Regions from separate parts of the Homo sapiens genome. Here region 2 is linked to region 1. A link is an interaction called in ENCODE POLR2A ChIA-PET data of the cell type or tissue named here. Cell type or tissue: PC-9. All regions are shown on one strand. Region 1 overlaps NRXN2 (neurexin 2). Region 2 overlaps SLC22A11 (solute carrier family 22 member 11).

Region 1 (5,000 bases):
CTTGAGGCTAGCACTAAGCGATCCCACCTAGTGGTCACCCGCAGCCTCCGCTCCCTCTTCAGGCCCAGCCTGGGGCCTGTTTCAATCCACTGAGTGCCTGTGGAGCTGCAGAGCTGCCTCCTGGAGCAATAGCTTCCCTCTACAGGATAAGATCATGAGGCCAGAGACCAAGCCTCACCAGGCTTCTCTCTCTTCCCCAGTAGTGAGTCCAGCCCAGGCCTGGGGCCTTGGTGTTGCTGCCGGTCTGTGAGGCCCTGCAAGTCCTGGGGAGCAAGCAATGGGGGACAGGAATGGGGCTCTTGAAGTGATTCACGTGGGCCAGGAGGCTGAAGGAGGTGACGCCTTGTGGTTCAGAGATTCTTTACACTGCACTTTTCCCATCAGCTGCACTGACAGCTGGGACCCCATGGGCACACCTAGTAGAGGACAACTCCAGTCTGTCCATGCTATGTGGAAGTGGCCCCCAGGCCTGGCTCCAAACTCAAGTCTCTATTCCAATATGGTTTTGTTTTCCTTCAAGAAGGCTGGGTGGGTCTCTACTATGGGTCTTGCATCTACACAATGGTTTCAATGGTTTCATTCCCATTCTTCCATCTGAGCCTCAAAACCACCACAGACGTAGGCAGAGTGAAGATTCTTATCTCCATTTTAAAGATTAAAAAAAAGAGAGAGAGACTCAGAGATGGGAAATGACTTACCCAACAGTAAAAGATACCAAAGTTAGGCCCCAGGTCTTCTGGCCCGGAGCCCAGAACTCTTCCCATCCCAACCCAAGGCTTGGTGGCTGGGTAGGGGCCACCTGCGTGTCCACAGTGCCTACAGAGGAGGAATCTGTAGACGGATGCATTTGCACCAAGCCTTTGGTCACAGATTGTCAGGAGTCATGCTAGAGATGGCATCTCAGCACACACATGTCTACAGATGGGGGCAGGGGCACAGCCAGGAGTAAGAAATGGGTGGGAGGAGAGTCCTGTTATCTGTCAGTCTGGGAAGCCTATTCTTAACATGATGTGTCTTCCAAGAGGCCACCTTGTTATCTGACTTCTGAGCACTTATGTGGCACAGACAGAAAAGTGTGCCCATGGAGAGGAGAGGGTGGGTCCCAAGGGCCCACAGGATAGGTTTTCCTGACCAAGGACATTGTTTCCTGTCTAATCTTAAGAGACACAATCTTCTTCCCAGGGGCCTAGGACAGTCCAAATAAGCAAAATGCATCTGCCTTCCCTGCAGATCCAAGGCCCCAGATTTTTCCTGCTGTGTCCCCAGCAAGCACAGAGACATGTGTTTAGATGCAGACAACACACATATGCCCAGGCAAAGTAGGGGGGAACTCACACTGGATACACAAATCTGGGCAGACTTGGAAGTACAGAGCCACTTATGGGGTCCTTGGCTGGGGCTATCCTCTTGTGACAGTTTCAGGGATGCAAGGGAGCATTGTGCAGACTTGTGGAGCATTGACTAGAGTGTCTCCCAGCCTGCTTTCCCCTGCAGAGCTGCTGCACACCACCCGCTCTACAGGCTGTGATCGTGGTTAGAAACAGAGCTGAGGGGAACCCTTCAAACAACTCTGAGGCCCTGGCCACCTGCATATCTCCCCACCTCCAGTCCCCACCTCTCTCAGCAAATCTTTGTCCTAGGAATACAAAGGCCAGGTGGCCAAAAGGGGAAAAGGAAAGAACATAGTATAAATACATTTACAAGGCAATGGGTTCCCCAAAGGCCACAGTCTGTCCCACAAATGCCCCGGAGACCAATGTTAGGATGAGACTCCAGATGAGTATTTAAAAGTTCAAAGTTCAGCCAGGCACAGTGGCTCATGCCTGTAATCCCAGCACTTTGGGAGGCCGAGGCGGGTGGATCACGAGGCCAGGAGATCAAGACCAGCGTGGCCAAGATGGTGAAACCCCATCTCTACTAAAAATACAAAAATTAGCCAGGCGTGGTGGCGGGTGCCTGTAATCCCAGCTACTCGGGAGGCTGAGGCAGAGAATCACATGAACCCGGGAGGCAGAGGTTGCAGTGAGCCCAGATCACGCCACTGCACTCCCACCTGGGTGAAAGAGCGAGACTCCATCTCAAAAAACAAAAAAAATGGTCAAAGCTCTGTATTCTCTCCAGTCGAGGATTCTAACCTGCTCAGAAGAGCCCTGCTTCCCCTCTAGGTCCAGGATACAACAAGTGACCCTGATGACCTGCAAGCTTCCTATACGGCTGGTGCTACACCTTTATAAGCTTCTAGAGGCCAGTCTGAAATGGACAGATTTGACCTCAGCCTGAACAGCTTAGGACCTCTCATTCCCAGGGTTCCCCTGCTCTGAAAGCTCCAAAGGGGTGGGGACTGCTTATTCACTGCTGTAGCCCCTGGCTTGAACATACCTAGCATTTATATGGTGTCCCATAAATAGCTGAATGAGTGAACCTGCTGTTTTCTTTTTGCCCTGACTAGGAGAGCTGAAGCCCGTGAGAAGAACCTAACAGGCTCATGGTCTGGCCCTCATGGACACCCCGGGGACCACCAGGTGAAGTGGAGTCAAGGCCTGCTCTCAACCCTGGGCATGGGTGGAGACATGAGTCAGCATGAGTGGCCTGAGGGGGAGGGTCAGCAGCCCTGTCCGAGGCAATGGGAAAAGCACTGAATTTTAAGGCAAATGGCCCAGGTTGAGTCCTGGCTCCTCCCTCTGCCTTCACTAGTTTTGTAATGTTGAACAAGTCAATACATGAATTTCATAATCTATAAAACAGGGACAGTAATGCTTGTTTGGTGATCTAGTGTCTTCACAGGACAGCCATGAGGCTCAAATGTGAAAGCTCATGGCACTAGAAACGGGAAGATGGCACGTCTGTGTGTCCAGTGTACACACATGCACCTCCACACACCAACACACAGACTGCTGTTTAGACTGAGCAGAGCAGTGGGGGGCAGCTGCGTGCATGGACCAGGCCTTCCTCATCTCTGTATCTGCCACCACACTGAGCTCAGGCTTAGCACCCACTAGGCGTCAGCAAGTGCTTCTCAAATGAATGAACCAATGAATGAGCAAGTGGATGAGCCATTGACCAAAAATGAGCTGTGTCATCTGTGTGTGTGCAGGACAGATGCTACCAAGATCCACATGAGTCACCAGGGAGGACAGTTAGCATACCCCAGATACTCTGGGTCTTGCCCCTCACAGTGTCGTCGAGCATGGAATGTCGCCCTACACTGTGCGTCCTCACCAGGGACAGAGCTCTCAGGGTCTCTGACCCAGGCTGGCGCCTCCCCACCTCCAAACTCTGCTGAGGGCACCTCTTGCTGGTGCCACCACCAGCTTCTCCAGACAGAGGCAGGTGTGGGTCAGAGACAAGGCCAGGTGAGGGGTCAGGAAGCACAGGGCAGGGTGGTTACCGAGGTTGACAGTGAGCTTCATCTGCCCCCCATCCAGCTCCAGGCGTAGGGTGTCGGCAGACTCCCTGGAAGTGGTGGCCATCATGAGTCCGTAGGCCCGCTGGGACATGAAACGCAGGGACACATCCTCTGCCTCCGTGTGCATGGCGTTAGGCAGCATGATCTTCATGTACATGGAGCCATCGTAGCTCAGGACCGTGGCCTCTGCCCACAGGAGTTGGGGAAGAGGGAAGGAGAAGACAGGCAGAGGCCAGGGGAGGGAGAAGACCAGAGAATCATTACAAGGGCGAAAAGCCTAGGGCAGGTCTATGAGGGGTTCCCCTAGGAGGAGGTGGCACAGGGATGGAAAGTAGGAGTCACCCTGAGAAGGAGGAGCACAGGGATAGGGAGCAGGGACACCTAGGATGAAGACCAGCCTCACCTCTCTCACAGACCCGCCCAAGAAAGCCGGTCCCGATGCAGTCACAGATGAAGCGGTTCCAGCCTTCTCGACAGACGCCCCCATTGCGACAGGGGGCAGATGCACACTGCTTCAGCGTCTCCCGGGAGCAAAAGGGGGCAACGCCCACAGCCCCCTGAGCCTCAGCCAGGCCCCGGAGGTCTCGGCTACGCCCATCTATGAAGAGGTCCCGCACACAGCCCACGTAGCCTGCCCGGAGTGCTGCTGTCCACACCTCTGGGGGCAGGGGCAGGTCCACCCGGCCCCCCTCAGGGAGACCGCCCAGGTACAGCTCACTCTCCAGGTCCAGAATCTCGCTGTCTCCAGTGGCCAAGAACGGCGTGCTGCGACTATTCACTGAGATGGAGCCTGGGAATCAAGGGAAGGCAGGATGGAGAAAAGCCACAGGCCAGAAAGGGACATCCTGACTCTGCCAAGAAGGCCCCCCACCTTGTGTGGGCCCCTCCACCTTGTGCCCTGCAGCAGGCTCAGGAGGACGAGCAGCAGTCCTGGGCTGGAAGCTCGGCCTCACTCACTGCAAAAACTGCTTGACAAAGGCCCCCAGGCTCAGAGGCTTCTGTGACGCAGCCCCAGCCCAGCTGCAGAATGCTGTGGGCCTCTGTCCATACCCCTCCTCCCCACCTCAGCAAGTCCTCAGAGGATAGGCAGGAAGTGGGCATGCCGAAATCTTGAGCTCGGAAAGGGTTGGATCATTCACTGGGTCATTCCTGCCAGCCAGTTCCTTAGACTGGGAACCGGAAGCAGAGAACCTCAAGGAACAGAAGGGGCTGAAAGATCTTTAATCCAAAGGAGTTTTTTCCCCCCACAAACATTTATTGAGCTTTTATGACTAGATGCCAGGCACCTAGCACTTTAAATATATTATATCACTTAAGTCTCATAATAACTCTACGAAATCAGTCCTTTATGATCCCATTTTGAAATGGTAGACGAGGCTTGCAGAGACTGGGGAACAGTGCCAAAGCGCCACAGTGGGGAAGGAACACAGCCAAAGTATGGTCCCAGCAGCAAGAACTCAGAGCCTGCACTCTCCACCCCTCAGCCAAGAGCCCACTCTGCGGCCAGCAAGGTGCACAAGCAGATTGGCTCCAGGGCCTGCGGGGCAGGACAGCAGTGAGGAGAAAGGAGGTAGGCACAGAATTTTTAGGTAGA
Region 2 (5,000 bases), 86 kb before region 1:
ACCCGGAGAAGCTGGGACTTCATTTTTTCTTTAATTTAATTGATTTTTGTTGTGTACCTACTATGTTTCAGGCACTGTCCCGCTTGGGTACACAGAAGGGAGTAAAAGCCTAATGCCATAGAGTTTACCCCCCAATAAGACTTGACCGCCATTTTGCCCCAAGCTCCGAGTACATACCCACTTCACCACATGGCACTGCTTTTCTTTGGATTATTCTAGGAAATCAACAGCAGCCCAGGGCAACCGGCAAGAGGCCGTCACTGTGGAAAGTACCTCGCTCTAGAAATTGTGCCTGCATGGAGCCCCTTTAGTCAAAGACTCCTGGAAAGGAGTTGCCTCTTCTCCAATCAGAGCGTGGAGGCGAGTTGGGCGACTTCAAGGGCCTGGCATGGCAGAGGCCAGGCAGCCGTGGCCGAGTGGACAGCGTGGCCGTCTGCTGTGGCTGAAGGCAGCTTCCACAGCTCACTCCTCTTCTCCCTGCCCTGATCAGATTCCCCACCTTACCCGGGCCCTACAGGAGCCTGTGCAGATGGCCATGCCCAACCAATAACGAGACGGTTCCCCTCCCTTTCCCTGCCAGGCTCATGTCTTTACACCTTCACTCAGCCACGCCAACCAGAGACTGGGTTCCAATCTCACCCCACCACATACAGAGCCCTCATCTGTGAAATGAGAATGATCACGTGACCCACCCCCCAGGGCAGGTATCAGGGTGAACTGATCTTAGCACCGGCCAAATAAATGGAACCTGCTGAGAGAGCTGCCAGATACAGGTGTCCAGGTTGTGCACTGGCCCGAGGCACGCAGCCAAGGAGGCGTGTGGGGTCTGAAACTCAGCCCCGGCTACACTGGCCCCACCACCCACCCTAGCAAAGGCTGTGTCCTCTCCAAAAAAAGGAGCTGTTTTAATCACTTTTCATTTACTCATCAGTGAGGGAGGGCTTCCAGCCCTATGGTTACGAAGACGGCCAAACACACCACCAAACACCAGACAGAGGAGGCTGGCAGCAGGTTACCACACACGTGCGCAGAGCCCACGAAGATGACGCTGCACTGAGGCATGGGGCGGGGTGCACTGAGGATCCGAGCGAGCAGCCAGGGCTGCAGGAAGGCAGCTTTGGAGCACAAAGGGGGTGGGGCAACTCCTGGCTTCTGCGGGAAGGTGTAATCAGCTTGTTTCATCATGCTGCAGGCTGGCGAGAAACGGAGCCTTACAAGCGTAGGGATAAGAGGAACCCCTCTTGGTCCCCTCGATGAGGGTTGTTGGGCCGGGGAGCCTCATCCACAGGGCGGAGTGAAAGGGGAGAAGGGGAGCTCACAGGCAGGCCTGCCAAGGCCTTCTGGCTTTGCCAGATGTCAAGGGCAGCACCTAATACTGAACCTTAACTTTCGGCTTTCAACCAAACGGCACCCTTTTGCTGTTTGTTTTCTGGAGGGGACACCTTTTCTTGATTCATGCCCAGACCTCCCTTGTCCAGGCCATGAAAACTCTGGGATGGTCGAGGCCGGCTGCCCATCTCAGATGGGCAAGGAAGCAAAAGTGCAGAGTGGTGGAGGGGCCAGCTTGCAGAAACACGGCCGAACCCGGCCCTGATCCTAGCCCAGGGCTCTTTCCAGCACAGGAGGCTCCTAGCCCTCGTCTCCAACCCTCCATGCCACTGATATCTGTGGCCCTGCCACAAAGTTACCCTCATGCCCTTCCCTGGAGACCCCACTCTGGGCCACCTCAATCTCAGGCCCCTCAACTCACCTCTTTCACCCTGTGTACACTGGGTCAATCACTCCTGCCTCCTCACAGCTCCCAAATCCACCTACTTCCCTTCACTCTGGCTACACCCTGGTTCACACCACGGTTGTAGCTCCAAACTGGTCCCTGATGTCTACATTGCACTCTGCACAACAGCCACCATGCTTATTAAGAAACGCAATCCAAACCAAATCCCTCCCTGCTGAAAGCCCTCCAGTGGCTCACAATAAGGATCACACTTCTCCCCCTGCCTGGTCAGGCAGCCATGGGACCCCAGCCTTTCCTCCCACTTCGGTAAATTTTAAAGGATTCGGATCATACAAAGAATGTTCTTGAACCAGCATGGAATTAAATTAGAAATCAATTATGGAAAGAGATATAGAAAACCTCTTCAAACTATACAACACACTTCTAAGTAACCCACGGGTCAAAGAGGGAATCTCAAAGGAAATGAGAAAAGATTTTGAACTGAGTGAAAATGAAAAAATGGCATATCAAAATTTGTGAGATGAAGCTAAAGTAATGATTATGGGGAAATTGATATCATTAAACACTAACATTAGAAGAGAAGAACGTTCCAAATCAAATACCTCAGCTTTCACCTGGAAAGTAGCAAAAGAAGAGTTTATTAAACTTATAGTAAGCAGAAGAAATAATACACAAGAGAAATCAGAGAATTGAAAAAACAATAAAGAAAATTAGCGAAACCTACAGGTGGTTCTTTAAGATCAATACAATTTACAAACCTCTAGACTTACTGATCAAGAAAAAAAGAGGCCGGGTGCGGTGGCTCACGCCTATAATCCCAACACTGTGGGAGGCTGAGGTGGGCGGGTCACTTGAGGTCAGAAGTTCAAGACCAGTCTGGCCAACGTGGTGAAGCCCCATCTCCACTAAAAATACAAAAATTAGCCCGGTGTGGTGGTGCGTGCCTGTAATTCCAACTACTCAGGAGGCTGAGGCAGGAGAATCACTGGAACCTAGGAGGCGGAGGTTGCAATGAGCCGAGATCACACCACTGCACTCTAGCCTGGGTGACAGAACAAGACTCCGAATCAAAAAAAAAAAAAAAAAAAAAAGGAAAAAAGAAAAAAAGAGAAAAGACACCCACTACAAATCTAGGACTACGAATCCGAACATTAAAACGATAATAAGGGAATATTCTGAGCAATATTTTACCAAAAACTTTGAACACTTTAACAATTTTTTTGAGGAACACAAACTACCAAAGCTCACTCAAGAAGATGTAGGTAACTTTATTAGCCCTAAATCTATTTTAAAATTGAACTTATGTTTTAAAACTTTCCCACAGAGAAAATTCCAGGCCCAAATGGCTTCACTGGTGAATTCTGACAAATATTTAAGCAGGAAATAATAGCAATTCTATGCAAAACCTTCCAGAAAATTGAAAATGAGGTAACACTTCCCAATTCGTTCTGTTTCCCTGAAACCAGAAAAAGACATTACAAGAAAATAAAGCTATAAACAAATATCCCTTATGGATATAAACATAAAAATTCTTAAGGAACATTTAGCAAGTTGAATCCAACTATGCATGTATATATATTTACATATGTGTGTGTAGTTTTATATTTTATATATAGGTGTGTGTGTGCATATATATATATATATATAGAGAGAGAGAGAGAGAGAGAGTGCAATACATCATGACCAAGTGGACTTTATCCCATGAATACAAAGTTAGTTTTACATTTAAAATCAAGGTTAACAAACCAAATTATGAACAAGCCAAAACAGAAAAGCCATATGTCATCCAAATAAACAAAGAAAGATCGTTTGACAAAATTCAACAGCCATTCCTGATCATTAATATTCAGCAAACCAAGAATTCAAGGCACCTTTTCCAGCCCGATCAAGGCCATCCATGCCCTAGATGGGCACCCTGTTATCCCAGAGGTGCCATCATGCTTATGGTAAAGGCTGCTTTCCCCTTCCGATCAGGAATGAGGCTAGGACATCCACTCTCACAGTTTGTATTCAACATTGCTCCTAGTCAGTGAGATAAGGTGAGCAAAATAAGTAAAAGGCATACACATTGGAAAGGAAGACACGAAACTCTCTTTATTTGCAGATGACATAATTGTCTATGTAGAAAATCCTAAGGAATCAACAAAAATACTACTGGAACTAATAAATGAGTTTAGTAAGGTCAATATACAAACACCTATTGTATTTCTGTATACAAGTGACTACCAGAAATTGAACATTTTAACACGATACCGTTTAATAACAGCATGGAAAAAATGTGACACCCAGGGAAAAATTCAATAAAAGAAAGACAAGACCCATGAACTGGAAATTACAGAACTGAGAGGAATTAAAGGGCTAAATACATAGACACATCTTGTTCATGGATTGAAAGACTGGATATTATCAAGATGTCAATTCTCCACAACGTAGTGTTTAGATTCAATGCAATCCCAGTCAAAATGCCAGCAGATTTGCTTTAGATAAATTGACAAGCTCACCCTAACATTTATATGAAAATGCAAAGGGCCTAAATTATCCAACACAATTTTGGAAAAGGACTAAGTTGGAGAACTTTTTTTTAATATAATACAATCAAAAGTTCAGAATAGAGCCATGCATTTATGGTTTAAATTTAATAGATTTTCAATCAAGGTGCCAAATCAATTAAAATGAGGAAAGGATAATCTTTTCTGCAGATGATTCTGGAACAATTGGATAACCATATATAAACAAAGAAAGAAAGAGGGAAAATGAGGCAAGGAGGGAGGGAAAGAAGAAAGGAAGAAAGGAAAGACGGCAGCGGGGAAGGGAGAAACTCAACCCTAACTCACACCATTTCCAAAAATTAACTTTAACTGGATCATAGACCTAAATATAAGAGCTAAAATTATAAAATTTTTTGAAGAAAACAGGAGAAAATCTTGGCAACTTTGGGTTTGGCAAAGATTTCTTAACTAGTACTCAAAAATATGAACTATAAAAAAACATATTGGACTTCATAAACACTAAAAACTTTTGCTTTCCAAAAGACACTGTTACAAAATGAAAAGGCAAGCCACGAACTTGGAGAAAATATTGGAAAAATCTGTATCTAACAAAGGACTTCTACCTAGAAAATGTAAAGAACATTTACAACGCACAAATCAAATGACAGTCCAATTGTAAAAGGCAAAAGGTTTGAACAGATGCATCGCCAGAGAGGATACATAGGTAGCCAATAAGCCCAAGAAAAGATGATCGACATCACTAGGAAAATGCAAAT

Evidence for each region. Peaks named below come from ENCODE experiments on the same cell type or tissue, not always from the same donor. Only the 100,000 strongest peaks of a DNase experiment are listed, where the experiment ranks them.
Region 2: POLR2A ChIA-PET joins it to region 1 with 8 read pairs; 6 of 35 experiments call an interaction of 5 or more read pairs at or near these places.

The regions. Positions count from the first base shown.
Region 1 is chr11:64,656,944-64,661,943 of GRCh38, forward strand. NRXN2 (neurexin 2) reads right to left here. Exons shown (of 23, transcript NM_015080.4): 10 at 3,810-4,196; 11 at 3,389-3,592. Among named protein-coding and RNA genes, the nearest start is that of NRXN2-AS1, 16 kb to the left of the region's middle. RefSeq lists enhancers at 1-235, 236-735, 2,086-2,753, 2,546-3,745. In PC-9, no CTCF peak of the experiment used is centred here; a DNase peak (open chromatin) is centred at 3,048; H3K27ac peaks cover 1,432 bases.
Region 2 is chr11:64,570,760-64,575,759 of GRCh38, forward strand. SLC22A11 (solute carrier family 22 member 11) reads left to right here. Exons shown (of 10, transcript NM_018484.4): 10 at 220-2,116. The coding sequence ends at 283. Among named protein-coding and RNA genes, the nearest start is that of SLC22A11, 17 kb to the left of the region's middle. RefSeq lists an enhancer at 545-1,149. In PC-9, no CTCF peak of the experiment used is centred here; no DNase peak of the experiment used is centred here.